Linked DNA regions of Homo sapiens: region 1 is linked to region 2. A link is a loop called in an ENCODE intact Hi-C map of the cell type or tissue named here. Cell type or tissue: right lobe of liver. All regions are shown on one strand. Each heading gives the region's core, and the rest is flanking DNA. Links, peaks and the distances in the headings are about the cores only.

Region 1 (15,483 bases), core at 7,078-9,577, 88 kb after region 2:
CTACTCCTTTGCCTACCTTTTTGTCCTTCAGGTCTCAGTTTAAACGTCACTTCCTTTAGTATCTCACCCCTGCCCCCTTGAGTGCCCTTCTTCTGTGCTTCTGTCCGATACTTATGCTGTGTCATAATTGCCTGTTTACTTGTCTGATTCTCATAAGACTAAGTGCCCTGAGAACAGAGACTATGTCTTATTCACTACTGTGTTTGTAGCATTTAGGACAGTGCTGGGCCTTAATAGGTGCTTTATGATGCCGTGGTGCATGTAGAATGAATAAAATGTGGTCAGCAGTCTCTTCTCACACCAGTCTATCTTCCATGGTGCTGTCAAAATTATTTGCCTATAAAATAGTCTTCCTGGCTGGGCGTGGTGGCTCACGCCTGTAATCCCAGCACTTTGGGAGGCTGAGGTAGGTGAATCACGAGATCAGGAGTTCGAGACCAGCCTGATGAACATGATGAAACCCTGTCTCTACTAAAAATACAAAAATTAGTTGGGCGTGGTGGTGCGTACCTGCAATCCCAGCTACTCAGGAGGTTGAGGCAGGAGAATCACTTGAACCCAGGAGGTGGAGGTTTCAGTGAACCAAGATCGTGCCATTGCACTCCAAACTGGGCAACAGAGCAAGACTCCATCTCAATAAAAAAAAAAAAAAAGTCTTCCCTTAGAAATGCCATGGGTTCTTCCTTACTTAAGTTAAAGCCCACACTGTCTGGCTTGGCATGCCAAAAGGCTCCTTATACTGGGGTCCAGACCCAGACCATTAGCCTGAGTTGCTGCTATTCCACCTCATCTGTCCTGTGCTTCATTGCTCCCAAATTTCTCACTGCTCCCAAACCTATCATGGGCATCCATTTAGTTTCATCTTCTTTGCCCATGTACTTCACTCAGTCCATAATGCTCACCTCTGCCTCTGAAACTGCCCATCCCCTAAGACCCAGCTCCTTTGTCACCTCCAGTGAGAAGCCTCCGCTGCTTTTCTTTCCTCCTCTTGGTCCCCTGCAGCACTTTCTTTGAACCTCTGTTTTGGCACTTACCATGTTGTTTGGTGAGGGCTCTGTTTACTTGTCTGTTTCTTTCACTGGGCTGATCTCCTGTAGACAGGGGACTTTGCAGAACATGTGGTGGAGAGGAGTCGGTGGGAATGGTAATGAATAGTGTGAAAGAATCTGATTGTGGAGCTAGGCAGACCTGGTTTAAATCCTAATTCTGCCACTCACCACCTGTGCAACTTTGGGCAAGTTCCTTAACCAGTAGGATTCTTGGTCTCATCTTGGTCTCTAAAATGAGGTTGGCTGGGTGTAGTAGCTCACTCCTGAAATCCCAGCACTTTGGAAGGCTGAGGCAGGAGGATCACTTGAGGCCAAGAGTTTGAAGCCAGACTGACTGAGCAACATAATGAGACTTTGTCTCTACAAAAGACATTCAAAACTTAGCTGGGTATGGTGGCTTGTGCCTGTGGTCCTAACCCTCAGGAGGAGGCTGAGGTGGGAGGATAACTTGAACCCAGGAGTTTGAGGCTGCAGTGAGCTATGATTGCACCATTGCACTCCAGAATGGGTGACAGAGCCAGACCCAATCTCTAAAAAAATTAAAAACAAAAAAAAAAATAAAATATGGGTGACATCTTTTTTGCAGGAGTAATGAGTTCATAGCATATAGCATGGTGCCTGGCATATAAAAGACACTTGGGGCTGGGCACGGTGGCTCATGCCTGTCAATCCCAGCACTTTGGGAGGCTGAGGTGGGTGGATCACCTGAGGTCAGGAGTTCGAGACCAGCCTGGCCAACATGGTGAAGCCCTGTCTCTACCAAAAATACAAAAATTAGCCGGGCATGGTGGCAGGCACCTGTAATCCCAGCTACTCAGGAGGCTGAGGCAGGAGAATCGCTTGAACCCGGGAGGTGGAGGTTACAGTGAGCTGAGATCATGCCACTGTACTCCATCCTGGGGCACAAGAGCGAGACTTCATCTCAAAAAAATATATAAATAAATAAAGGACACTTGGTAAATATTTGTTGAATGAATAAATTTCCCATTTTGGAGCTCTGCAAATAGGAAAAGGCTTTGTTCTATTAAATCTAAAATAAGCCTTTTGATTTCTGCCTGGTAGCCAGGAGCATTTTGAGGTGGGAGTAAAACGGAGTCTCCTTTCTTGTGAGGAAGCAGTAAAAAAGGTGAGATTAGGAGCATCATCAATGAGCAGCCTGTGCAGAGATTGTTGGTGTTTCTCCCCATCTCTGTTTGTTTGTTTTTCCCAAGACGGAGTCTTGCTCTGTCATCCAGGCTGGAGTGCAGTGGCACGATCTCAGCTCACTGCAACCTCCACCTCCCGGGTTCAGGCAATTCTCCTGCCTCGGCCTCCTGAGTAGCTGGGATTACAGGTGCCTGCCACTGTGCCTGGCTAATTTTTTTGTATTTTTAGTGGAGGCGGGGTTTTACCAAGTTGGCCAGGCTGGTCTTGAACTCCTGGCCTCAGGTGATCCACCCACCTGGGCCTCCCAAAGTGCCAGGATTACAGGCGTGAGCCACCACGCCCAGCCTCCCCATCTCTTGTTTTGTGATGACTCCTTTGATGATCGTGATATGCTGGCCTTCTCCAGTTCTGGTGAGGTTGGTGGTGGTGGATTCGTAATGTAATTAAGGCTGGGGATAGACAGAAAGCTGCTCACAGTGGATGACTGGATGGAGAGTTTCAATATCCATGTTTCCCCATATTTTATGGATTGAAAAATGGGTGAATCTGATGGAACACATCCAGGCATTGAGGAAGCCAGACTTCTTGGCCCCACTTTTCTTAGGGCTTTAATGGTCTTCCTGTGCCACAGAACAGGCTTAACTTGGATGCTTCCCACAAGTGGGGCTGATAGCTGCATCATGATCCATTCTTTGCTTTTTTGTTTCTAGTGTAGTTGATGGGGGTAGTCCTTAGAGCCCCAATTGCTAACAAACACCAAATGAATTTCTTTCCAGAATTAAGTGTATAATGCCAGGGATACTCCAGTGCGAGTTTACAATCAGATGAGGAAGATATGTCTGAGTTCTCTGGATGGCAGCCTTGTCTGGTCCTTAAACCCTTGTCCCAGCTAGGTACCTCTCCTCTGTGCTCTCAAAGCACTCAACCACACTGTACTGGAAGTGACTGTTAACCTGTCTCTCTCCCACTAGGAGTAAGATCTTCTGTCTCTGAAGCTTCTTAGGGGCAAGCTTTTTTACTGAAGGCCAAGCATTTAGGCACTATAGAGTAAGTGCTGAGCAATGTTGGTTACTGTGTGACCCAACTCAGTCCTTCCTCAGTGGGATTAAAGAAGATGGAATCTATCTGGCAAAACCTTTTGCACCCTCAGGAAGGAAGGTCCTGCATAAACAAAAGGTGATAGTGTTAACAATAGCATTACTAATTATTTTCCAGGATTGCATTCATGTGGTTAAATCATCTTCCAGGTGCTTGGCTTCAGCTGTCTCCCTTTTAGCCTTTTTATGTTTTTTTTTTTTTTCTTTTTTTGAGACAGAGTCTTGCTCTGTTGCTCAGGGTGGAGTGCAGTGGCGCGATCTTGGCTCACTGCAACCTCCGCCTCCTGGGTTCAAGCAATGCTCAGCCTCCCGAGTAGCTGGGACTACAGGCATGTGCCACCACGCGCAGCTAACTTTTGTATTTTTAGTAGAGACGGGGTTTCGCCATTTTGGCCAGGCTAGTCTGGAACTCCTGACCTCAGGTGATCCGCCCACCTCGGTCTCCCAAAGTGCAGGGATTACAGACGTGAACCACCATGCTCGGCCAGACGGTTTATGTTCTAATAACACATCCCTAAGCAATCAGAAAGGGGGTTAAAGGAGGAGGTGAGTACGTACCAGTAGCTTTCCAGTAGCTTTTTTTTTTTTTTTTTTTGAGATGGAGTCTTGCTCTGTCGCCCAGTTGGGAGTGCAGCGGCGCGATCCCTGCTCACTGCAACCTCTGCCTCCTGGGTTTAAGCAATTCTCCTGTCCCAGCCTCCCGAGTAGCTGGGACTACAGGTGCCTGCCACCATGCCCGGCTAATTTTTGTGTTTTTAGTAGAGATGGGGTTTCACCTTGTTGGTCAGGCTGGTCTCAAACTCCTGACCTCAGGTGATCCACCGGCCTCAGCCTCCCAAAGTGCTGGGATTACAGGTGTTAGCCACCATGCCCGGCTCCAGTAGCTATTTTTTTTTGCCTAATTAGCATCCCTAGAAAGGTCTTTGGCTGCTGGCTGCTCCTTTGTAATTCTCTATGCTGCCCTTTCTATTGCCCACTGTAACCTGCTTGCTTTTCTGGTCCTATCTCTAGTCCCATCTAGGCGTACTCAGTGCTCACAGCCAGAGCTTAATACAACCTTGTTAATGCCCAGATAAATCAAAAGGATGAAACCAATAGCTAAAAATGGACTGAAGGAGTTTTCCCTGGGTTCTCTCCCTTGTCCCTGGGTGTGAGAATGTGCATTGCGTTGTGGCATATCTTTGCAGATGGCAACTTGCGGGAAGTAATAAACTGCGTTTTATGTTAAGCAGAGAGGGGGTTGAGTGAGCCAGCCAGACTGGATTGTGTTGGATATCTTAGGCTTCAAGGGGACTAAGTCTCCTTGACTGGTCCTGAGTAGAAGGGTGGGACCTCTTCTTTGTTAGTTACTATCTTGTGCCAATTGTGTGCTAGGTGACATTTAGAATTTATAAAGGACATGGCCCCTCTTTGTGAGAAGCTTCTGTGCTGTGGTGGGGAACTCAATACCATCCCTTGAGAGGAGGATCCGCCTACGGAGAAGCCATCCTAGACCCCAAAACCCTGGACTTCTACTCAGCTAACCAATAGGATAAAACTCTGCTTATCATTTTGGGTACCAAGCGGTGGTTGGCCTCTTTATACCTTCACAGGTAGCCCAAGTAGGGAACTGAATCTCAGAAGTCTTTGAGGGTCTTGATATTAGGGCAGAATTGTCCTGGTATTCCTGTGGCTTCCTGGAAAAGAGCTTTCCAGGCTTTGCACTGGTATTGGAGACAGGGGAACTGGGTTATGTCCCACTTCTGCTTGTGGTCTTGGGCAAATCACTTGTGCTTTCTGACCCTCACAATGGGAGAGCTCCCTATTCTTTGTGCCTCACTGGACCATAAGCATCAAAGGAAATATCATGGAAGGGAAAGAGCTTCTGGGATGATAAAGCACAGTGTAGATGCAGGGTTTTTGTCTGTTTGCCTAGGAACTGTTGGTTTCACCATAAACATACATCCCTTGTGTAAAATGCTAACCATACAGAAAAGTATACAAAATAAAAAGTAAGAAGATCCTCCCTTTCTTCTCCCATTGTTCCTGCCTAACTTGTTTCCCCAAAGATAGGGAACCACTGTTCGCCATTTATCTTGTACCCTTCTAGTAGTTTTTTTTTTTTTTTTGAGATGGAGTTTCGCTCTTGTCACCCAGGCTGGAGTGCAATGGTGCCATCTCGGCTCACTGCAACCTCCACCTCCCAGGTTCAAGCGATTCTCCTGCCTCAGCCTCCCGAGTAGCTGGGATTATAGGCGCCAGCCAACACGCCCAGCTAATTTTTTGTATTTTTAGTAGAGACGGGGGTTTCACCATGTTGGCCAGGCTGGTCTTGAATTCCTGACCTCAGGTGATCCGCCTGCCTCAGCTTCCCAAAGTGCTGGGATTACAGGCATGAGCCACTGCACCTGGCCTCTAATAGCTTTTTTTATACGTCTAGACATTCCTCACCAAAACTCAATATTAATACAGACTCTTCTTCAGCTTTCTTTGTTGACTTAAGTGACCAAGGAGTGGAATGGTCCCTGTTGGAGCCGCTGAGGAGCCTGGTTACAGCCTCCTTCCCAGTCGAGTGAGTTCCTCTGGGGCTGGCTCCCTGGGAGGGATGGAGAAGTTTTACTAGAGGGTCTTGCCACAGCAGGCACCCTGGCTGTCTCTGAGGGACATTTTTTTATTCTGAGATGAAATTGGCAGGAGTGTCCTTGAGTGGGAATCAGGATGGATATAACAGCGATGTGGGCATTGGCACTCCCATCTCACCTGTGTCTCTCCCCTTCACTCATTTCATTTTTGCCTTGGAAAAGAGAAAAATTATCTGATTTCTCAAATCCTATATTAGTGCAGTGAGAGTCCCTGATTTCTGAAACCTTGAATTAGCCATGTCACTTGCTGCTCTTTTAAAAGCACACCAGACCCAGTTGGTGTTTTTGTTTTCTTGTGGGTGAGGATTCTGAAGGTCACCTGTCAGTGGCTGTGCTCAGTCTAGAGCAGGGGTCAGGGCCTGTCGGAAGAGTTGTTGTCTTTTTTTTCTAGACAGTTGTCTCATCTTCATAGTCAGGCCTTGGCCTATTTGAGCTCTTGGGCTGTAGTCAGAGCAACATGGGGAGCCCAGTGTGTAGGCAATTATTGGAAGTGTTTCCTGTCTGCGTGAATCTTGATCCTAGGCTTGGGAAAAGGCCAGGCCCACCTCTGTGGCCAGGGTGGTGACTCTTCCCTTTTTGCCCTGAGTCATCAGAGAGCCTGCAGGGCTTCCTAGAACAGGAGAGAGGACCCCTCTCTTGTCTTTTCCCTGCCAACATCTTACCCTCTGCTAAGCATCAGTGGGTGTGGATATATGTGTTGCAGTCCTGTCCTCCCGCCCCAGGGGACACATCTTGTGGGGTCTCTGGAATGCCACTGCTTTTGCCTCATTTGCCTTGCAGTCTGTGAGCTAGAGGTGTCACTTCCCCCAGGGTGGTCTGGAGGCTTCATGGAAGAGTTGTTTCTGCCGTTGATGGGAGAGCTTCTTGCTCTGTTGCTCGTGTTGCTTGTTCTGAGAGGGGAGAATAGTCCCTGTTGCTCCTCTGGGGCTGGTTCCCTGGGAAGTGCCACCCCTGGCCAGGCGGCAGTGTGCAGCCCGTGCTGTTGACTGGCCCAGCTGTAGGCCAGGCACACACTGCCCCATTGTACTGTGCTTTCCGACGCAGCCCTTGTCATAGCCTCTAATCCTTGGGCTGCTTCTCTCCCAGCCCCTCAGAGCCTGTGGGAGGTGGTGGGATGGACTCTGCTGGCACTGGTGCGGGATGGGTTGCAGCTGCAGCTGTGGGTGGCTTTGTTCTTACAGCCTAGCTTTCAGAGTCCTGGTGCAGCCTGGCAGCAGTGTTTGGGGAACAGGCGAGATAGAGGAGCTGAGCCCCTTCTCCAACAGCCGTCCTCTCTTTCTGTTGACCAACCAGAGAGGCTTTTTGCCTGAGGTCAGCAAGCTGGCCTCCCTGGTTGGCAGGGGGAGTGCTTGGCTTCCATCTGGCATGGTTTCCGGATGGGAGAAAGCCCCTGAGGGTCTGGTGGTAAGTCTGCGATGCTTCCCATCAGGAGAGTGCAGTGTGCAGTGTGTCCCCTTGGGCATCCTGCAGCTTGCCATTCCTCTGCTTTCTCTCTGCAGCTCCGGAGTTGGGCTGCTCACAAACCAAGCTGTCTGTTTATATGGAGTGCCTGGAGGGCATCTGCCATGAGTCTGTCGCTAACTGCACTAACCAGGAGAGCTGGCTGGTTGGGGAGAAGACACTAACCCTGTGAGTCTGACCTCAGCCAGCTAACCTGCCCTGGGGTGCCACCAGCAGGGCCTCTGTCCTCCATCCTTCCCCGCAGCCTGGCTGCCTCCCTCCTTAGCTTATATCACGCCATCTCCTCTGCTCTCTTGTTCTTACTACTGCGTCCCTCTATTTTCCCAGTCTCCCTTTGCTGTGGGTGGGGATGTGCCCCCTTCACGGCCACCTGCCCATCACCAGCCTGCTGCTGGGCTCCACTGACCACCCCCCACCGTCACCCTTCCCCGAGTCAGCAGCGTGCTCTTCACTTCTCCCTTCATACAGAATTGGTTCGAGTTTCTGTTGAATCTGTGCTTTTAGCACAGAGTTTGAGAAGATCCCTCAATTACCATGCTGCTGCTGCTTCTCATGCCTCAGAGACAGATGAACTAGAGTGGGAAGGGACTTTTCTCCTAGATCAGATCATTTCCTCCCTTTATCAAGAAGGGAAGGTTGGATAGTGTCCCTGTTACTCTCACCCTAGGATAAGAAGTTAGGATCAGCTGCAAGGTTCTCTTTAGGATTGGGGAGGTAGAGGAAAACCTTGACCTGGTTCTGGGGAATTCCCTGGGCAGAAAAGTGAAGCTACTTAAACTGAATGCTGGGGCCCCAAACCAGGGACCCATGTGAGATGTCACTCCCATTGGTGACCGTTGCTCTGGGAGGTGAAGTTTGTCCCCCCCACCTCTTTTCACATCCGGAGTTTCTGGTGGACTTTAGCCATGAAAAGCTGGGAAGGGTGCCTCAGTAGAGTGGGGGCAGGACCTGGCTTCGGATTCCACACTGGGCTCAGAAAAAGTCCTGGCCTCAGACTGGGAGATGGGTGCGTGCAGCCTGGCTTGGAGAAGCTCCCACGCAGTCCCTTCTCCCTCCAGGCTTGGGAAGGAGAGGCGGGTCTGGAGATCATGAGAAAGTTGATTGCCTGTTGTTTCCTGGTGTTCCACACAGGTCACTCTAGATAGACTGTGGCTTCGGCTTCCGGAGGCAGTGTGGTGCTAGGGAGGCTGGACAGGGGGAGCTTGAGAACAGAAGGCTGCCTAAGTGGATTCTGTTCCCCTTGGGCTGGGTGAGAGAAGGCAGCAGCCTACCAGCACTGGGTGGGAGCTTGTAAATGGGAGAGGGTGTGTTATGGGCCCGGAGCGAGGAGGATAGCACTCCTGAGCGGGATGATGATTTCTCGGAGGTTGATAGATTAAGAGACCAAAGTTGGTGGGGGATATCCATGTTGACCAGAAATATCTGTTTGTTTTTTTGGGTTTTTTTTGAGACAGAGTTTCGCTCTTGTTGCCCAGGCTGGAGTGCAATGGCACGATCTCGGCTTTCTGCAACCTCCGCCTCCCAGGTTTAAGCGATTCTCTTACCTCAGCCTCCCGAGTAGCTGGGATTACAGGCATGCGCCACCACGCCCGGCTCATTTTGTATTTTTAGTAGAGACGGGGTTTCTCCATGTTAGTCAGGCTGGTCTCGAACTCCCGACCTCAGGTGATCTGCCCGCCTTGGCCTCCCAAAGTGTTGGGATTACAGGTATGAGCCACTGTGCCTGGCCCGATGAGAAATATCTTGATGAAAATGCACTACGTCCAATAAATGAATATATGTACTATGCAATATTAAGGATTTATAGTACTGATCAATATCCATGTGGAAATGAATTTTATTATATGATTAATAATAGTGAATGTATGATAGTTGATTAAGGAATAAACAATACCTATTTATATGCATGTGGATTGAGCTTATAATGTATTATATATGAGTGTACTATGTACAAATAAACATTTATAGTACTATATATTATTCATGGGGACTAGCAGTAATGCAGAGATGTTTAGGGACCCCAAATGGGGAGTTAACAAGCTGGAGGCTTTCTTGACTTGGCTCTGACCAGGAAAGCAAAAGGGCCTGGAGTTGAGGCCTGGTTGAGGGCCGGTCCTTCACTTTGGCCTTTCTTAGGAGAGGGCATGGGGTCTAATGTCAAATGCAGGCTATGACCTTGGGGATTTCTTGCCCTCTTTTTTTGCAGGGAGGGGTTGGTTTGCCTGGCTCTTTAGCCCCTTGTTCCTGTGAAGTGTTTGTCTGGATGTGAGGCCAGGTGGATAGACTTGGAAGTGTTTGCTCATGTGGGAGCCAGATGAGCTCTCACAGGTCACCAGCACTGTTCTGAGTCCTCAGGATTGCTTTGGGGCAGAATAATTCCCACTCTTTTTGGCTTTCAAAACCCTGTCAATCTGTTTGGTTTAGAGTAGGCAGGGGGCCAGGTCAGGGCTGCAGGCAACTTGTCCCAAGAGGGTGAGGTTGTACTTGCCCAGAGGGGTGGCGGGCATAGCTGTTGGAGGGGCAGCAGGGCTGGTCTGGGCACAGACTGACATCTTCTAGCCTTGTCTTCAGCCCAGAGCAGAACCTCTGCCCAGTCCCCACCCTATGAGCTGTTGGCTGCCTGCCTGCCACGCGCCCGGGATTGCTGAAGGCTTTACTCATGTATCTCAGGAACAGCTGCATGCCGGAAACTGGGGGCTGGTGGCAAGCAGGAGGGGTACCCCGGAGACGATGTGGGCGAGGCCGAACCCAGTTTTGGTGGGATCAGCCCACTGCTCTGGGGGACTGCTATTCATGGGGAGTCAGTGGGAGAGGGGCTGTATTAATGGTGCAAGGAGTGGGGATCTTCATGAGCAATCCCCAGGACCAAGGCCAGGTCACCTGGTTCCAGGGCTTACGCTTGCAGGGTGACCATTTGTGTTCCTTAGACATCAGTTGGGGGCAGAGACTGGATTTCAGAGGCTTGAGAAGCGGCCAGACTTGTGTGGCGGGAGTGTAGCTGACCCCCACTGGGGCACAGCTTCCCACAGGCTTGCAGACTTCAGAGACTCCACATCCAGCACTTACAGCTCAGGACAGTTCCTGAGGGGGAGGCCCCAGTCCCTGTGTGATCAGACATTTGTGTTTTAGTGGTTGATGAGGGGCTTTAGGAAGGGCTTGTATTTATTATTATTTATTTATACCCTGCTGGGTTCCAAGGGAATTAAGGTGGCATACAACACAGCTGGTGTATTCTGAAACGGCTGGGTGTTCCTTTCATTTTAAAAGCAGTAGCGATTACTAACTTCCGTTTGACTTTGCTTGGTTGAATTATGAAGAAGAGCTTGGATGATTTTCATGGTAATGTGTGGGCCCTTCCTGATTCAGAAGGTTGTGTTCATTGACTCCTTAAGGTCTCTCACTTGCTTGATTCATTGACAGCTGAGAGCAGAAAGGCTTCGTAGTAGGTTCAGAAATTATCTGAACCCAGATAAACTGATGGGGCCACAATTACCTGAAGTAGGTATTGGTGATGTGGAGAGTAGGGAGGTAGTTGCTCTCTAGGGCAAGCTAGCTGCTCCAGGATCAGGAGAGTTGTGGAGTGAGGTAGTAGTGCAGAACGTGGGGAGCTGGAGATGTTTGGTGGGGAAGGCTGAAGTTGGAAAAGCCAAAGAACCATATCCAGTCTGGATTCCTGTCTCCCTCTCCTGGGCTGGTGTTGAAGGGATGGCCTCAGCCTCAGCTGGGAGAAGGATGGATGCTTGAACCTCCTTTCCTCTTCTGCATCTCTGACTTTGCCTGAGCTTTAGGCAGAACCCCGGAAAGGATGGCAGAAGGGAAGTGGGACGGCATCTTTGGCTCTTGGGCTGGAAACTTTTTGCTGTTGCTCCTATGGGTGCTTGCTGGGAACGGTAAGATAGTATATTGGGGAGCAGCAGGATTCTGAAGAGATTTCTCTCTCATACCACTCTGTCTCTAGCAACAGCAATCTTCCACCACGGTGGAAGCCCCTGATCAAATATGCGTACCCACAAAAGGGAGCAGGTATAAGTCCCACCTCCTGGTTAAAGAGTGATGCTTGGCAAATTTTTTTCCTTTTATTAAAGGACACTGCTCAGCCAGCTTCTGGTACAGATCATGCCTTACACCTATTCTGTCTACACTCTGCTCAGCTGTTCAGAGGGTTCACAGTGCAGCTCTGCTGTGCGTGCCGAGTCCCATTTCTAATGAAAGTAGACTTTGTTCTCTGAAGGCAGCTAATCATGCCCCATGGGCTGTAATCAGGGAGAAGGTATTTAATACAGGGCAGGCGGCAACAGGCGGCCTGCACCGACTGGCAAATTGCAACATGGCAATTAGGAAGCTATCACCCCTCTCTCCACCCCAGCAGATATGAAGTAGAGTCTTTCCTTTGAACTGATTTTTGAGTAAGCAAAGAATGAATGCTATGCAGAGCATGGCAGAAGCTGGGGTTGGATGGGGTAGGATGCAGCAGGGGCAGGGAGGGTTGAGGAGAGTCCCTTTTCCTTCTCACTTCACCTTCATGGGATGGGGAAGGGTTGCTGCTACTCTGGGTGTCTCCCTCAACACTGCCTGCAGGTCCAGCCCAAGAAGCCCCAGGCCACGCTAGGTCAGCGAGAGGTTTTAACCTAGGCCTCAACCTTTCTCCCAGGGCATAGCTGTTCTTACAGAACAGACCCAGCACGTTATCTGGTAGTCCAACATCCTGAGTCATCTGCCCTCAGTTCCTCAAGGCTTAGGTTTAGTTTGGGGTGGGGGTGGGAGTGGGATTCTTCCTTGTTGATTTCCTTTTTTTTTTTTTTTTTTTTTGAGACGGAGTCTCTGTCTCCCAGGCTGGAGTGTAGTGGCGCGATCTGGACTCACTGCAATCTCCACCTCCTGGGTTCAATTTTTGTAGAGACAGGGTTTCACCATGTTGGCCAGGCAGCTCTCGAACTCCTGACCTCAAGTGATCCGCCTGCCTTGGCCTCCCACAGTGCTGGGATTACAGGCGTGAGCCACCATGTTGGGCCAGCTCTGTTGATTTCCTGATCTTCCTCCAGAAGACCATTTTCTGGGAGGTGCCCTGGAGCCAGCTCAGCATCCAGAGGCCAGGAGGCCCCAGAGGCTGTCCTTGGCTGCCGCTTGCTCATCATGGGCCATGGCCCATTCTGAGCTGTCCAGCTGCTCTCCTTAGGGACCTTTTCTTCCCCACATGGGATTGGGAGTCCTCCTTGGGCTGAAACACTCCAAGGCAACTTGGGAAACCTTTGGGTGAAGGAGATGTGGCCAGGGGAGGCTGCACCTGGTAGCTGGGTCTTCCTGGAGGGACCACTCTGATGCCATCTGCCTCACCCCTTTACCTTCTCCCAGCTTGCAGGCCAAGTGTCCCGATGCTTCTCTCTTTGTTATCCACTGCACCATGCATCACTGTCCTCCTTGGGTCTGTCCGGACTTTCCCTGCACACCTTCCTTGCCTCCAGTCAAGGACTGTGGGCTGCCAGGCCCGTTGTATTCCTGTTCATTGCTGGAACTGTGGGCCCCTAATGGGCTGGATCTGGGGCACTCAGCAGATTTCAGAAGTTGGAGCTAGGGCCTGGGTGTTGGGCACACCCTGTGTTTATGGACACAGGGCAGGAAGTGGTTGGTACACATCTCCCTCGCAGCCTGGTGTTGAGGAACACCATGGGCCCCCTGGTGGATTGTCTTCCCAGTGGGCATTGCCTTCTGCTTCCTTAGTTGGGAGTGGTTTCCCATACCTGTAACTCTGACATGCGTGGAAAGAATAGGCTCTGGCAGAGAGAATAACCTCCCATCACAACCACCCCCATCCCCAGAGAGTCTGTCTGCATTTACTGCCTGTCCCACTGCCAGCTACCTTCTCAGGATACTCCTTGCCTAGCAAGCCAGATCGCCTCTGGCCATGGAAGCCCTGGGGATAAATACATGCTGTAGGGCCAGGGAGTGGGGCTTGAGGTCAGGGTGAGGCAGGAGGAGCTAGAGGATGTGTGGCAACTAGAGCCAGGGCTGCAGGGTGTGGAGTGAAGCAGCCTTCCCTACAGGATTGCTGGACACCCAAGTGCGTTTGTGTCCTCCCTGCCTGCCTGCCGTTCATGCAGGTGTTTCGGTACCAAGAGGACAGCACAGGCCTTGCCAGGAATAGGGACAAGGGAGTACAGAGGAATAGAGGAGGGGCACACAAAGGGGCCTGCAGAGAGAAAGGGCTTCCTGAGATGACTGGGGAGCACATGGGGGAAGGGAGCTGGGACCTGGACCCTCTGTAGAGAAGGGGAAAGGCAGAGACCAACTCTCTGAGCTGCCCCTTTACTTTGTAGAAGCTCTTGACTGCTCGCATCTCTCACTCTTCCATCTCTGGCCATACCCTGTTTTCCAACTCACGCACCCCACACATTTACCCTCTGAGTATCAGAATCCACATACCCAGGTGGGTTTAGGACTTTCTAGGCCTCTCCCTCAGGCCATAGGAGCACCCACCCCGGGCTCCTCTGGAGGGGCAGCCCCAAGGAACCTGTTGGGGTAACTTGTTTGCTCCCCACACCCCGGGAATGTGCCGTCCTTTCAGGCCCGCCCACCCGGATTCCTGTGCAGGGAGTCAGCCGACACAGCATGTTGCATGTGCCCTGTGGGGACACGTTCTGCCTCCTGTCAGGGGGAGGAGGCTGGCGGCCGTGCCTGTGCTGCCGCACCTCAGCTCCCCACCGAACCCCAAACCAGGGCCCAGGCTGTCCAGACAGAGGAGGGAGACCACTCCTGCTTCCCCACCCTCCCTACCCTCTCACCATTCTCCCTGCCCCGGGCCCTGTTGGAATGTGACAGGAGTCATGGCCAGGGCATGTCCCGACAGTGGGAACACATGCTTTAGCCCGCAAGGCTTCCCTCAACCTCCAGCTCTGTTTAGGTTGATGGGGGCGGGAAGAGATTGTTTTTTCTGCCCAGAAGGCCACCTGAGGTTACTGCCTGATCACTGGTGGCTGCTGCCCCCGTGCTGCAACCCAGCTAATTACAGGTGGGGGCCAGGGAGGGGTGTGCACCCATCTCTGAACCTCAGGAGGCCGGAGGGGCTCTCACAGGTCACTCAGTCCAGCCACCTCTGTGTAGATAAGGAACTGAGCTATCCAGTGAGGAAGGGCATTACACAGGGCCCCACAGTGTCAGTGCTGAGCCTGGAGCCCAGGTGTCTCCAACTCCCCCGACTGGGGTTTTCTTCACGAGTGTTCCTCAGCCTTGGCACTCTGGATATTTTCTATTGGGAATCATTTGTGGTGGGAGTTGCCCTATGGTTGTGGGATGACCAAAGCATCCCCGGCTTCTACCCACTAGGTGCCAGTGGCACTCCTTCCCTCCAGGTTTCGACAACCAAAAATGTCTCCAGACACTTGCCAGACGTCCCTGGGGAAGGAGAGTGGGCGCCAGACGTCCCTGGGGAAGGAGGGTGGACAGAGTTGCCTGGTTGAGAGCTACTGCTCTGTGTTGCTCCCTTTTCAGATTTCTTCTCCTAGCCCTATGCCTCCTCATTGCAAAGGCCGGTGACCATCATTATACACCAAATAGCCTTGGGCCTCCTTCTGGAAATGCTAGGTGCTCTCTTTCCATCATTTTCTCTATCTTCTTGGATCTCTGTGAGGCTTTTTCCTGGTGTTCTCATTTGTAACCCATGTTCCCCAAATCTCTTAGTTGTTTCCAAACTCTGAGAGGCTTGGGAGATGAGGACCGATGTGGAGTAGGGACAGGACGGAACCGGACCTATTCCAGAATTGGGCAATGTGCTGAGACCATGAACACACAGACACATGTATCTCATCTGGGCCTGTGACAGTACTGTCATGGAGAAAGGCAGGAACCCAGTGCTTCCAGTCATCTGCCTCCAGCCGCTTTCCCCTCAGGCCCTCTGTTTCATGGCCTTCCTGCCGTGGTTCTCCCTGGGGGGCCTTCCAGGTCCCAGACTGGGCAGCAGGCCTGTAGCACTGACAGACAGGCGGCTGACACCTGGTTTCCACTTTCTTCCCTTCTCTGGTTTCAGGAGCTGTGGCTAAAGGAAGTGGAGGGGCCGTGGGATGCGGAGAGCCGAGGGCTAACTCCCGGACAGCGGAACAGAGAGAGCTGCCGACA
Region 2 (15,483 bases), core at 6,647-9,146:
GTTGCCTACAACAAAGACCAGATGGCAGGCCAGGCACGGTGGCTCATGCCTGCAATCCCAGCACTTTGGGAGGCCGAGGCTGGCAGATCACGAGATCAAGAGACTGAGACCATCTTGGCCAACGTGGTGAAACCTCGTCTTTACTAAAAATACAAAAATTAGCTGGGCGTGGTGGCACATGCCTGTAGTCTCAGCTACTTGGGAGGCTGAGGCAGGAGAATTGCTTGAACCCGGGAGGCGGAGGTTGCAGTGAGCCAAGAAGTCGCCACTGCACTCCACTCCAGCCTGGTGACAGAACAAGACTCCATCTAAAAAAAAAAAAAAAAAACCAGATGGCTGTTTGTCAGGAGGTGGTAGAGAGGATTCAGGTTATGGAAGGGTAAATGGATGAGATGACCATTAAGGTTTTGTTGTTGTTTTACTGAGAGGCTGTAAGTCCACCAGGGGCAGCTGCCAGTAAGTCTGCAGAAGGGCTGGCAGGCTACATAAGGAAGATCAGAACTAGGGTTGTAAACTCAAAGGACTACAGGGCCAGCAAAAGATGAGAAGGAGGGCTGCAGGGCTGGGTGGGGACTGTGGCTAACTGAAGAGGGCACACCGTGTTAAAGGGGCCGCAGTGCTCGGCTGTTCTTACAGTGCTGGCCCTGTGTTGCCAAATTGTCTGCTTTCTCAGAGGCCAGAATTCTGACTTTTTACATGAAATATGATTTTTAAATGCTGGGGATCAGTTCAAAAAACTTAAAAACCCAATACAGGCGAGAGAGGATGCCAGTTTGCAGTCCCTGAAGTAGAGAGAGCTCGTGCTGGGGAGAAGTCGGACAAGATGCTTTGAGGTGGGATGTATGAAAGTTCTGTTTCCGGCTGGGTGTGGTGGCTCATGCCTGTAATCCCAGCACTTTGGGAGGCCGAGGTGGGCGGATCACTTGAGGTCAGGAGACCAGCCTGGCCAACATGGTGAAACCACGTCTTTACTAAAAATACAAAAATTAGCTGGATGGGGCGGCACGTGCCTGTAATCCCAGCTACTCGGGAGGCTGAGGCAGGAGAATCACTTGAACCCGGGAGGCGGAGGTTGCAGTGAGTCAAGATCGCGCCACTGCACTCCAGCCTGGCAACAAAGCTAGACTCCGTCTCAAAAAAAAAAAAAAAGAAAAGAAAGAAAGAAAGTTCTGTTTCCCAGAGCCAGGCTGGGCCAGGGGAGGATTCTTGCAGCTGAGGAGGAGAAAAAGCCCCCTCCCAGAGCGGGACAAACCAGAGACCCTTTGCAGTTGCTGGGTCATCAGCAGGGGTGGCATCAAATAAAAACAGTGCAGCTCTCGGCCTGCCAGGAAGATGGATGGTGCCTTCGAAGCAAAGAAAGAGGAAGGGAGGCCAGAGCCAGGGATGCCTTTGCTAATGAGTGTGCCCATCAGGGAAGGCACCACAGGCTGGCAGCTCTTGGCCCAGAGCCAGACCCAGCAGGGCCTGGCCAAAGGCACCCTGGGAGGCCAGCTGGTCAGGCCTTTGCCTCCCCAAGTTCCTCTGGGGTCAACGGGCCTTGGGGAGGTGCCTAACCTAACTCCAGCCAGTTTTTCATGGAAAGGAGAGGATAATAAGAAGCCATCAGACTGTAACTGTTTAGCTATCATAGAATATCAAACTAAAGTTAGATCAGACCTTAAAGAAACTCCACTACATGATGGAATAAGGCTGTTTGTGGATGGGTCATCCCGAGTGATAGATGGTAAAAGACACGACGGCTATGCTGTCATTAATGGAAACAAACAATCCTATGTGAAAAAGGTAGATTACCCAATAACTGGTCAACCCAAACCTGTGAATTATATGCTCTTAACCAGGCCCTAAAGCTCCTAGAAGGCCAAGAAGGCACTATATACTAATTCCAAATATGCCTGTGGAGTAATACACACTTCTGAAAAAAATCTGGACAAAGCACGGCCTAATAAATAGCACGGGGGGAACGAACTGGTACATGGGGAACTGGTCAAACAAGTTTTAAAAAGCCTCCTGCTTCCCGCAGAGGTAGCCGTAGTTGATGTAAGTGGCCATCAGAAAGGAAACACTATAGAAGCTGTAGGGAACAGGCTTGCCGGTGAAGCTGCTAATCAAGTCTCCTGGAGGAAGAAGTTAGACTGTTTAGCCCAATCCCAGATATCCCTAAGGTGGTATTAAGACCCCAATTTTCTAAAGAGGAGGAGGAAGAACTGGGCAAGATAGGAGCCACTCATACTGAGGATGGAAGGTGGGTGCTCTGTAATGGGAGAGAAATGATAAACAAACCCCTTATGAGACAACTAATGTCCATACTGCATAAGGGAAGTCACTGGGGTCCCCAGGCCATGTGTGATGCAATACTCAAAAATTATGGGTGTATAGGGATTTATACCCTTGCTAAACAAGTGTGTGGGGGTTGTGTAACCTGCCAAAAAATAAACAAAAAGGTAGTTAGAAAACAGAGTACTGGAGGAAGACCTCCTGGGTTAAGGCCATTACAAAGCATTCCTGTATTTAGGCAGAACTACTGACCTTCCTACTATGGAAACCAAAGACCAATTTTTAAGAAATTATAGCCTGTAATCCCAGCACTTTGGGAGGTTGAGGCGGGCAGATCATGAGGTCAGGAGATCAAGACCATCCTGGCTAACACGGTGAAACCCCATCTCTACTAAAAATACAAAAAAAAAAAAAAAATTAGCCAGGCATGGTGGCAGGTGCCTGTAGGCCCAGCTACTCGGGAGGCTGAGGCAGGAGAATGGCATGAACCCAGGAGGCAGAGCTTGCAGTGAGCCGAGATCGCTCCACTGCACTCCAGCCTGGGCAACAGAGCGAGACTCTGTCTTAAAAAAAAAAAAAAAGAAATTACATACCGGCCATATCCTCCACCCTGTCATCCCTTAGGTTAAAAAGACTTCTAACTCAAACCCTGCCTCTTGAATTCACAGGTCACCACTTCCAGCCTGGCGACTTGGTGCTAATTAAGACTTGGAAGGAAGACAATCTCCACCCAAGCTGGGAAGGTTCCTATCAAGTGCTCGTGATCACTGAGACAGCCGTAGGAACAGCTGAACGGGGTGGACACTCACACTCGGGTCAAGAGACTGGTAAAAGAAACCCCAGAAGGAAGGGAAAAAGGTGAATGGGAAGTGTATAGATCACCTAAGGAACCCTTAAAGCTAACTCTAAGGAAAACCTAAAAGGAAGCTATAAGCAGGCTCCGTCCTTGGGGGTGGATATGGTTAGGATTAATCCTAATACAAGGGGTGAAAGAAGACCTAAGTATTGAATAGGGCCCAGTACTAGGGGTGGAAAGTAGGGAATATCCAAACTAATAGTCAACATAACCAAGACCTCCACCCTGCCCCAAACTATAAAATTTAATACCTGCCAAGTCTTACCTTGTGGGAATTTAGGGAACCACAGACAGTTGTCACAAGCAGACAAAGATCTATGTCCTAAAACAGACTGTTATTGGGCCCTCTCAGAAAAGCCCTGTGCTAGCTGGAATCAGGTCTGGTGGACCACTCAATATCAAAGTTGGGTGAGTCATTCTTCCAAAAACAAACCCTTATAGAATAAAATACATTTGTTTAAGGGCCCTACGCCACCTAACTGTAGAAATTTAGAATGCAATCCTATATTAATTACGATAAACAACCCAGCTACTCTTGACCGGGAACCTTGGAGGTAGGTATTAGGAACAGATATCTCAGGAAGCAATCTGGTGGAACGGTTTGCTCTTAGGCTAGTCACCAACTCCACCCCGAGCCCACCCAGGATTACTATAACTCCTGGTCCCGCTACCTCCTTTTTTTTTTTTTTTTTTGAGACGGAATCTCACTGTGTCCCCCAGGCTGTAGTGCAGTGGCGCGATCTCGGCTCACTGCAAGCTCTGCCTCCCGGGTTCAAGCCATTCTCCTGCCTCAGCCTCCCAAGTAGCTGGGACTACAGGTGCCCGCCACCACAGCTGGCTAATTTTTTTTTTTGTATTTTTAGTAGAGACGGGGTTTCACAGTGTTAGCCAGGATGGTTTATCTCCTGACCTCGTGATCCGCCCGCCTCGGCCTCCAAAGGGCTGCGATTACAGGCGCAAGCCACCACACCCGGCCTCCCACTACCTCCTTTAATCCACCAGACAATAACTCTAAGAGAATAAAAATAATTAAGGTAACTGACTTGAGGCAGACTTTAGAAATTGAGACTGAATATGGGGATGTAAATGCCTGTTGAATGGGTCAAATTTTTGGTACTAGCTCCTTTTTTTTTTTTTTTTTTTGAGATGGAGTCTCGCTCTGTTGCCAGGCTGGAGTGCAGTGGCACGATCTCAGCTCACTGCAACCTCCACCTCCTGGGTTCAAGCAATTCTCCTGCCTCAGCCTCCTGAGTAGCTGGGACTACTCAGCTACTCGCACAATGCCACGCCCGGTTAATTTTTTTTTTTTCTGTATTTTAGTAGAGATGGGGTTTCACCATGTTGCCCATGCTGGTCTCAAACTGCTGAATCAGGCAATCCACCTGCCTCAGCCTCCCAAAGTGCTAAGATTACAGGCGTGAACCACCGCACCTGGCCAGTACTAGCTCTTAATAAGACCAACTGTTACGCATGCTGTGCTGGGCAGCCTCAGGCACAGGTGGTTCCATTTCCCTAGGATGGGATACCAATCCCGACGGAATGTGTTGCATGTTGGCTCTATACCAGGACACGAATGCATGGGGAAATAAGACTTACAAAAGTCTATCATTGCTCTTTCCCGCCTTACAGAGATCAGACCCTAGAGCAATCCCCTTGTTCTCCAAAGGGAATATGAACCACTCCTCTTGCCTCTCTAGGCAGGGGGCAGAGTTCAGTAAGCCTGTGGGAAAACTCTCAGCTTGTACCCACATCCTAAACATTACTGGTGAGTCAAATAAAGGCAACTACTCAGCATTTCGTATACCCCAGGCTGATGTCTGGTGGTACTATGGGAAGAGAAACCTCTCTAACTTGTTATTGTCCAATTGGACTGGAACTTGTGCTTTAGTTCAAGTGGCCATTCCCTTCACCCTGGCATTCCATAAGATTCCCGAGAATCCACGTGGCCACTGAAGTTGGAGAGATCTAACAAATTATTTTAACCCCAGCACTTGTATTAACTCAATAGGAGTCCCTAGAGGAGTACCTAATAAATTTAAGAACCAAAGGACACAAACATAAATGTGAAAATGGGACCAATAGGAGTAAAAAGAAAAAGAGGAGGGAATTGAAGGAAATAATGCATACACTGGTCCATTTCCAAGACAAAATGCCTTGAATTGGCTTAGGTGAGCAAACTACAGAAGAAACAGGATATACTAGGCCCCTGCTTGGATAGCCAATGCCTGCTTGTCAGCCTCCCCACCTGCCTTAGTTGTCTTCACCTGAACCAAAGAAGTTTAAGATAAAAATTTACTAGTCTGCAAAATAGCTTACTTTGTCTGTTTTTATCAGTCTGTCCAGCTACTTAGGTCATAAGTCAAATACTTAAAGAGCCCTTGAGCTAACTAGGATTGCAACACATTGTGGGCTGCAATAAAATGCACAAGACAACCCCCGCCCCCCGCCAAAAAAACACCTAAAGCCCCTACCCAACAATCAATAGGCAACATCTGGGAAGACTGTGACCACATAGTACTCAGCCTATGAGGAACTGGGAGAGGGACCTGTGCATGAGGGGATAAATTGCTTGTTGAAACTGTGCTGGGTGTACCTGCCTATCAGACACCCAATCTTGCAAGACTGTCATCAAAAGTCTCACTTTCACTGTTCTCTGGGTCTCTGAGTCCATTCTTTGGGTTTGGATGGGTGAGTTCGTTTCTCACACTTCTTCCTTTCTTCTTTCTTTCTATTGCCCAGGCCAGAGTGCAGTGGTCTGATCATGGCTCACTGCAGCCTCAACCTCCTGGACTCAAGCAGTCCTCTCACCTCAGCCTCCTAAAGTGCTGAGATTATAGGCATGCACCACTGCACCTGGCATATTCTGGCAACTTTCTACTTCCCTTCCCTACACAGGTGGAAACACAGCCAAATCATGTCATGGAATGAGTGATGAATTGATGACATTGGATTGTGTCTTCGTGATGATTAATAGGGGCAAATGTCCCCAATATTTTTGAGAGATTCCTCTATGTTTTTACTTTAGTTTTCTCTATAATTTCCTATGATTGGCTTCTACCTCCACACTTGAGTAAAATTGCTCTTGGTGAGGTCACAGAACACCACTTTCTATCCAAATACTTCCACTCTCCCTAGAACCCTCCAAAGCACTTAGCACCTTACCTTTCCCTCCTCAAAAACTCCTCCCAGGCTTCCTCAAGGCTCTTTCCACTGCCCTGGGCCACTCCTTGATCTCTTGTCTAACCATCCCTCTTCCTTTTCCTGCCCTCTAGATTTGGCCAACTGCAGTAGACATTTCTTTTTTGGGAGATAGGGGTGGAGGCTGCTCAGCCCATGAGAATTTCCCACTTTAAGAATCTTATAGGCCAGGCGTGGTGGCTCACGCCTGTAACCCCAGCACTTTGGGAGACCGAGGCATGTGGATCACCTGAGGTCAGGAGTTTGAGACAAGCCTGGCCAACATGGCGAAACCCTGTCTCTACTAAATATACAAAACATTAGCTGCTCATGGTGGCGGGTGCCTGTAATCCCAGCTACTTCCGGGAGGCTGAGGCAGGAGAATCGCTTGAACCCAGGAGGCAGAGGTTGCAGTGAGCCGAGATCATGCCATTGCACTCCAGCCTGGGCAACAAGAGTGAAACTCCGTCTCAAAAAAAAAAAAAAAAAAAGAAAAGAAAAAGACAAAAAGAATTGTATATAGGCCAGGCACGGTGGCTCACGCCTGTAATCCCAGCACTTTGGGATACCTAGGTGGGGGGATCACTTAAGGCCAGGAGTTCAAGACCAGATGGGCCAACATGGTGAAACCCCATCTCTACTAAAAATACAAAAAATTAGCCGGGCGGGGTAACACGCGCCTGTAATCCCAAGTGTTTAGGAGGCTGAGGCTGAGACACGAAAGTCACTTGAACCCAGGAGGCAGAGATTGCAATGAGCCAAGATCACACCACTGCACTCCAGCCTGGGTGACAGATCGAGACTCTGTCTCAAAAACACAAACAAACAAAAAAGACCCCAAGAATCTTATATGAAGCAGATCCTACTTATCACTAGAGATGCTGAAAACACCAGATCCGTGCTTTCCCAGCCTCCTTTGCGGCCAGAGCTGGCACTGTCCTAGGCTGGGCCAGTCAGATGCAGCTATCCTAGCCTTGACTCTGGAGTTACTAACGAAAATAAGCAGAGTTAAGGGAAGGGTGTTCCTGGTGACAGCAACTTCCAATTTTCATGCAGCTCTAGCAGCAGTGCCAAGCTCAGGTCCCTGGCCTGATGGTGTCAGTGATGTGAGATGTGGCATATAGTGGACAGCAGACTCTTCACCAAACACTATCTTTTGGAGTAGTTTTGGCTGTGGTTATATCTGTTTAGGCTCTGAGCCTGGTTCTCCAGGTTTCCCAGTGTTTCTGTGAACTGCTCTGTAGCTTAAATTATTCAGAATCTATTTCCGTTGCTTGCAACTGAGAACTAGCAAATACAGCATTTCAGAAAGCTGTCCTCAGTTCTCTTTCCCTATACCACCTAAAATCACACCAATCTCTATATTTTCTAAACTTGTATTGCATTATTAAAGAATCCATGCAAGTTAGTGCATTATCATTTACTATCTCATACTTTTTCATTTTCATATGTTTATTTATAGTCCCTCTTATATCTATAAATGATGTCTCTCCAACAATACCACGAATCATGAAAGAAATTAAAATGTCATATCGGGCGGGGTGCGGTGGCTCACACCTGTAATACCAGCATTTTGGGAGGCCAAAGCGGGCAGATCATTTGAGGTCAGGAGTTCGAGACCAGCCTGGACAACATGGTGAAACCCTGTCTCTACTAAAAATACAAAAAATGAGCTGGGCCTAGTGGCAGGCACCTGTAATTCCAGCTGCTTGGGGAGGCTGAGGCAGAAGAATCACTTGAACCTGGGAGGCGGAGGTTGCAGTGAGCCGAGATAGCGCCACTGCACTCCAGCCTGGGCAACAGAGGGCAACTCTGTCTCAAAAAAGAAAAAAAAAGTCATATCAAATATATGTTTAAAATCATGAGAAACTCAAGGCATACTTTTAAAAAACCCCAAAAAGATGCTTTTTGGTATCACAGTATTTAATATTTATTTTTTCCTTCATCAATTTTTTTCAATATTTTGATGCCTACTGAGTGCCAAGTACTGCAAAATTGATGAGGATAGAGACGAATAAGACATGTCTCTGATTTTTCAGAAACTTTGCTCTGGTGGAGGAAACAAACATGGACACATTGTGAGAGTTCCAGGAAGTGGCCACTTGGAGGTGGTATCAAAGTGCTGTGGGAATCCACTTGGGATTGCTGGGTATGTCACTGTCAAGGGGAGGGAGCTGAGTTTCAGCTTGATCCTTCAAGACAGGCACTCAAGTGTGGAAAGGGATGGGCCATGGGCATGTTTCCATAGGACCAGAGATAGACCTAGGTTCAAATCCTGACTCAAACTACTTATTAGCTTTATGATAATGAGAAAGTTACTTACACTCTCTGAGCTTCAGTTTCCTTATCTGTGAAATGGAGATGATAACATTTACATATATTGCTAGTTTATTGTGAATACTTTAAAAGAAGTAATTGTATTAGTCCATTTTTTGCTGCTGTGAATACATACACGAGACTGGGTAATTTATAAAGGAAAGAGGTTTAATTGACTCAATTCAGCATGGCTGGGGAGGTCTCAGGAAACTTACTATCATGGCAGAAAGGGAAGCAAACGTGTCCTTCTTCACATGGCAGCAGGGAGAAGAAGAATGAGTGAAAAGGGAAAAGCCCCTTTTAAAACCATCATATCTCGTGAGAACTCACTATCATGAGAACAGCATGGAGGTAACTACCCCCACGATTCAATTACCTCCCACTGGGTCCCTCCCACGACAGGTGGGGATTATGGAAACTACAAGATGAGATTTGGGTGGGGATACAGCCAAACCATATCAATAATATATAAAGAATCAAGCCCTCCATAAATAGTTATTAGTAGTACTATTATTGTTCCAGGTCCCATCCTCCAGGAAACCTTTCTTGATTGCTCTCAATGATCTCTCTCCTCTGAATTCCAGGAAAAGCCATTGCGCTGATTGCTTGGCTTTATTACACAGTGCTTTGTACTATTGATATTGTGAGTTTGAATCTCAGTTCATAAACTTATACATGCCCAAAACATCTAATTTCTTCATATTCTGGAAATCAAATTAACTTCAACCTTTAGTCTCTATCCCATCAAAATGGCTGTCAATTCAACTTAGGGGGACTTCCCTGAATTGTGCCAACGTTCTGCGACTCCTGCAGTGATATGGCATTAGAGGAGCCTCCTAGTCTACTGTCCATCCAGGTTACCATTTAATGCCCCAGCCCTCATCACCTTGATTCGTGTCTCTGCTTCATAGCCTGCCATGCCTAGGGAATCTTTGAGGCTGGGAGAATAAGGTTAAGGATGCAGCATCTCTGGGGTCTGACATGGCCATTCACCCTGGAGTCCAGCCACATCACTGGTGTTTTTTCATCTGAAAAATGGTATAATAATAATAGTAAGAGTTATTAAGCAACTAATATATTCCAGGCAATTTGCTAGATCTTTTGAATACGTTGTCTCATTTAATCTTCCCACCCACTCTGTGAAAGAGACTCTGTTATTACTTTCAGGAACTTTGCTCTGGTGGAGGAGACAAACATGGACACATTGTGATAGTACCAGGAGCTGGCCACTTGGAGGTGGGATCTATTATTAACCACATTTAGGACTCTTCAAGCTCAAAAACTTGCCCAAGATCACATAGTTACAGAGTAGCAGAGGCAAGATTTTAATCGTTGTCTCCAAAGTTTGGTTGGTTAACCACCATGCTCTATACCCAGTTTGCAGGGTAGTTCTAAAGATTAGAGCTAATGTGTGAAAGTGCCAAGAACAGTATTGGACACATAATAGGCACTCAATTAGGTACAGATATTGTTGTTATTTTTCAAAAGTGGTATTTCTAGCTGCTGCTATGAGCTTGCCCAGTTTCCCACTGCAGGGCTGTTGGGAGAATAGGTGGGAACAAGGAAGCTTTTTATAGGTTGGCCCAGTTTCCCCTATTAATGAGTCCATTTATTCATTCATTCAACAAATAATTTATTGAGTAATTACTATGTGTCAGGCACTGTTCTATGCACTGGGAAAATGACAATGAGCAAAAATAATAAAATCCCTGCTCTCATGGAACTTATAGCCTAGCGGAGGAGGGGACAGACACTAAACAAATAAAAAGTAGATAGATGATGTCTCAAATGGTAATATGCATTTTGAAAAAATTAATCTGATAGGGGGTTAGAGAGTGATAGATGGAGATATACATCTATTTATATAAGGCGGACAGGGAAGACCTCTCTGATAAAGTGAACTTTGGGCAGAGACCTGAAGGAAGTGAGGAATTGAACCATGCAGATATCTGGGGATGTGGGTGACAGGCAGAGAGAAAGATTCTGAGGTGGCACAGACCCTTGGTATGTTTGAAGAGCAGTGGAAGCCTAGGGAATGAGTATAAACAGAAAAAAAGTGGGTTGGTGTCTTAGATCAGAATCCCTAGAAGCAGAACTGAGATAGGGATTCGAGTGTATGTGATCTTTGAGGGAGTGCTGTCAGGAGAAAACGAGTGAGGGAAACAGAATAGGACAGGAGAAAGAGCTAGGCAAAGATATGGTCTTTAGTTTGATCCTGTGAGAACTCTGGAGCATGAATTATTCCACAAAGCTGGTTCTACCAAGGCAAGGAATTGGCCTTTTTTACTTGACCTCGTTTAGTCATTAGTCATTAGTCATTAGTCATTAGTCAATGACAGGTCTGCGGGGCAGTGGAGAGCAGTAGTTAATCTCTCAGGCAAAGCAGATCCACTTTGTGGAGAGCAATTCTCCAGAGGAGAAGGAAATGATGACCCATTAGTAGCCAACACTCACAGGAGCTGAGGAATGGGTACAACTAGCCCTGTAAAGGAGATCTAAGTAGGACAACAGCATCCATTACAGATGGGAAATGAACCCTAAGAGGCTCTAACACTTTGAGGTTGAGAGGATAAAGAGAAAGAAAACTGAGAAGCAACCAATGAGGTAGGAAGAGAACCAAGAATATGTGGTATCCAGAAAGTCAAGAAATAAAATTATATCAAGAATGATGGAGTATTGAGGAAAGAGAGGGGGAAGGGAGCAATTAACTGAGTCATATAATCACTCTGTTAGCCTCCAAGATGGCCCCCCAATGACTCTTGCTTCATGGTACACATGTCCCCATGTAATCTCTTTCTACTTTGAATCAGACTAACTTGTGTAACCAGTAAGATATTCCGAAAATAATGGAGTGCAACTTATGAGACCAGATCATAAAAGATATTTCAACTTCTGCTTTGTTCTCTTTGAAATCCCTTCTCCCAGAGGAGAAGCCAGTTGCCATATTGTGAGGATGCTCAAGCAACCTTATGAAGAGGTCTACATGGTGAAGAACTAAGGCCTACTATCAAAAACAAACACTAATTTGCCAGACATGTGAGTGAGTATATTGGAAGTGGATCCTCCAACCTTCTAAGACTTGACATGACTACAACCCCTGCCAACACCTTGAATGAAACTTCATAAGAGAACCTAATCCAGAATCACATAGCTAAGCTATTCCTGGATTTCTGACCCATAGAAACTATGAGATAATTGCTTCTTGTTTCGAGTCACTAAATTTGAGGGTAATTGTTACATAGCAACAGATAACCAATACAATGATAAGTGAAGAGTAAGGCCTGAGAAATGACCGTTTAATTTAATATGAAAGTCACTGACTACTTTGAAAAGAGCAGTTTCAGCAGAGCGATGTGGGCAAAAGCCTAATTAAAATGTGCTCACAGATAATGAGAGAAGAGAAAGTGGAGACAGATAACTGACCATTCTTTCCATAAGTTTTGCTGTAGGCCGGGCGCTGTGGCTCATGCCTGTAATCCCAGCACTTTGGGAGGCCGAGGCGGGCATATCACCTGAGGTCAGGAGTTTGAGACCAGCCTAGTCAACATGGTGAAACCCCGTCTCTACTAAAAATACAAAAATTAGCCAGGCATGGTGGTGCATGCCTGTAATCCCAGCTACCAGGAGACTGAGGCAGGAGAATCGCTTGAACCCAAGAGGCAGAGGTTGCAGTGAGCCAAGATTGTACCACTGCACTCCAGCCTGGGCAACAGAGCGACTCCATCTCAAAAAAAAATTTTTTTTTTTTGCTCTAAAGAGAAGCAGAGACTTGGGACAGTAGCTGAAGGGGGAAGGGCATTGAGAAAGTTTTTTGCTTTTGTTTTACTTTTAAAATGGAAGACAAGGTCGGGTGCGGTGGCTCACACCTATAATCTTAGCACTTTGGGAGGCCAAGGCAGGCGGATCCCTTGAGCCCAGGAGTTCAAGACCAGCCTGGGCATGGAGAAACCCCATCTCTACAAAAAAATACAAAAGTTAGCCAGGCTTGGTGGTGTGCACCTGTAGTCCCGGCTACTCAGGAGGCTAAATTGGGAGGATCGCTTGAACTTGGGAGGTTGAGGCTTCCGTGAGCCGAGATCATGCCACTGCACTCCAGCCTGGGTGACAAAGTAAGACCCTGTCTCAAAAAAAAAAAAAGATGGAAGATAGTATAGCCTGACATATATGCTGATGGGAATGAGCCGAGAGAGAGACAAATTTCAGATAAAGGGATGAATGGCTGCCAAGCCTAATGTCCTTGAGTAGTTGAGAGAAGAGATCTAGTAGCCAAGTCAAAGAGTTGACCTTGGGAGCACAGACTGTTCAAGGAGGGCAGGGAGAATGTGTAAGCATAGATACTATCAGTGGGTAGATGTGCCTGAATCTTCTCTGAAGGTTAGGAAGCCATGTCATCAGTAGAGAAGGAGAAGGGCAGAAGGTGTAGGAGGTTGGAGAAGATGTGGAACAGTCATTCAGGACAGCAGGCTGAGGTATAAGGCAACTTTCCAAGAAGTTTACAGCCTGGATTTTTTTTTTTTTTTTAGACGGAATCTTTCTTTGTTGCCCAGGCTGGAGTGCAGTGGCATGATCTTGGCTCACTGCAACCTCCACCTCCCAGGTTCAAGCAATTCTCCTGCCTCAGCCTCCCAAGTAGCTGGGACTACAGGTGCGCACCACCATGCCTGACTAATTTTTGTATTTTTTTAGTAAAGACGGGGCTTTACCATGTTGGCCAGGCTGGTCTTGAACTCCTGACCTTGTGATCCACCTACCTTGGCCTCCCAAAGTGCTGGGATTACAGGCGTGAGCCACCGTGCCCGGCCCAGCCTGGATATTTTTAAGAAAATAAGTAACCAAATACTCAGTTTCCATGTGCTCCTTTCTCAAAATTGTTCTATTTTCCTAAAATAGAAATGCCACCTACCCTTCCTCAGTTGCCCTTCTTCTACTTTACAGAAGTCACATTTCCCAGGCAGCCCAAATCTTACCATACTAAGCCAGTATAAGAGGGTGTTCATGCTTCCTAACTCTGGAGCCAGACTGTGTCGAATTGCATCTATTCAGTTCTGCTATTGACCAGCTGTGGTAGCCAGTCTCCACGATGGTTTCCAATGTCCTTGCCTCTGGATATTCACACCTTTGAGTTGTCCCCTACCTCACTGAATCACAGCTAGTCTGTGTCATTAATGTGTGACTTCTCAGGCTAGAACATAAAGGGCATTTCAGCCCTCACCTTGCTGTCTTGGATTGCTTACTATTGAGTAACCTAACCACCATGTCATAAAGACACTCAAGCAGCCCTTATGGAGAGGCTCATATAGAAGAGAACTAAGACTTTCCACTAACAACCAACACTCACTTACCCAGCATGTGACTGAGCCACCTTAGAAATAGATCCTTCAGTGCGGGGCATGGTGGCTCACACCTGTAAACTCAGCACCTTGGGAAGCCGGGGCGGGCAGATCACTTGAGTCCAGGAATTCAAGACAAACCTGGGCAACATGGTGAAACCCCATCTCTACAAAATACAAAAATTAACCGGGTGTGGTGGCTCATCCCTGCAATCCCAGCACTTGGGGAGGCTGGGAGGATCACCTGAGCACAGAGGTTCAAGACCAGCCTGGGAAACATAGGGAGATGCCATCTCTACCAAAAAAAAAAAAAAAAAAAAAATTTAGCCAGGCATGATGGCATACACCTGTGGTCCTAGCTACTTGGGAGACTGAGGTAGGAGGATCACTTTGAGCCCAGGAGGTCAAGGCTGCAAGTGAGCCGTGATTGCACCACTGCACTCCAGTTTGGGTGACAGAGCAAGACCTTGTCTCAAATAATAATAATAATAATAACAAAGAAAAAAATACAAGCTACAAACTAAAAGAAAATATTTGCAAGAAAATACCTGATATCCACATATCAGATCAAAGACTGTTATGTAGAATATATAAAGAACTCTTGGCCAGGCATGGTGCTCATTCCTATAATCCCAGCACATTAGAAGGCCGAGGTGGATGGATTACCTGAGGCCAGGAGTTCGAGACCAGCCTGGCCAACACGGTAAAACCCTATCTCTAATAAATATATAAAAATTAGCCGGGCTTGGTGGCACATGCCTGTGGTCCCAGCCACTCGGGAGGCTGAGGCAGGAGGATCACTTGAACTTGGGAGGCAGAAGTTGCAGTGAGGTGAGATCACGCCACTGAACTCCAACCTGGGTGACAGAGCAAGACTCCATCTCAAAACAAAAACAAAACTCAACAGTAATAAAAAAACAAACATCTCCATTAGAAAATGGGCAAAAACTATGAAGAGACATTTCATCAAAAAGAGTATGTAGATGGCACATAAGCACACTGGGTGTGGTGGGTCATGCCTGTAATCCCAGCACTTTGGGAGCCCGAGGCCGGCAGATCATGAGGTCAGGAGATCAAGACCATCCTGACCAACGTAGTGAAACCCCGTCATGCCTGCCTGTAGTCCCAGCTACTAAAGAGGCTGACGCAGGGGAATCGCTTGAACCCAGGAGGCAGAGGCTGCAGTGAGCAGAGGTGGCACCACTGTACTCCAGCCTCAGTGACAGAGCAAGGCTATCTCAAAAAAAGAAAAAAGAAAAGACGTTCAATATCACTAGTCACAGGAAAATGCAAATGAAGATTACCATGAGATAGCACTCCACACCTAGTAGAACAGCTATAATAAAAAAGCTATGATAATACCAAATGCCAGTGATGATGTGGAGAAACAGTATCTCTCATACATTGCTGGTGGGAAAGTAAAATAGAACAGCCACTTTGCAAGACAGTTAGGCAGTTTCTTTTTTAAAAAAAGTAGACATTTACCATACAACACAGCAGTTGCACTCCTGGATATTTACCCCAGAAAAA

The links. Peaks named below come from ENCODE experiments on the same cell type or tissue, not always from the same donor. Only the 100,000 strongest peaks of a DNase experiment are listed, where the experiment ranks them.
Region 1: a loop joins it to region 2, with 3 times the contacts of the local background. A loop is called at or near these places in 1 of 110 quality-filtered maps.

What each region holds. Positions count from the first base shown.
Region 1 is chr6:43,482,487-43,497,969 of GRCh38, forward strand. It overlaps TJAP1 (tight junction associated protein 1), which reads left to right. Exons shown (of 11, transcript NM_001350562.2): 3 at 15,395-15,483. Among named protein-coding and RNA genes, the nearest start is that of TJAP1, 13 kb to the left of the region's middle. RefSeq lists enhancers at 7,157-7,750, 7,751-8,345 and a silencer at 14,343-14,392. In right lobe of liver, for the core only: no CTCF peak of the experiment used is centred there; a DNase peak (open chromatin) is centred at 8,255; H3K27ac peaks cover 1,023 bases.
Region 2 is chr6:43,394,595-43,410,077 of GRCh38, forward strand. It overlaps LOC105375065 (a long non-coding RNA gene), which reads left to right. Exons shown (of 6, transcript XR_007059585.1): 2 at 2,943-3,132; 3 at 8,347-8,456; 4 at 11,549-11,659. Among named protein-coding and RNA genes, the nearest start is that of ABCC10, 25 kb to the right of the region's middle. In right lobe of liver, for the core only: no CTCF peak of the experiment used is centred there; no DNase peak of the experiment used is centred there.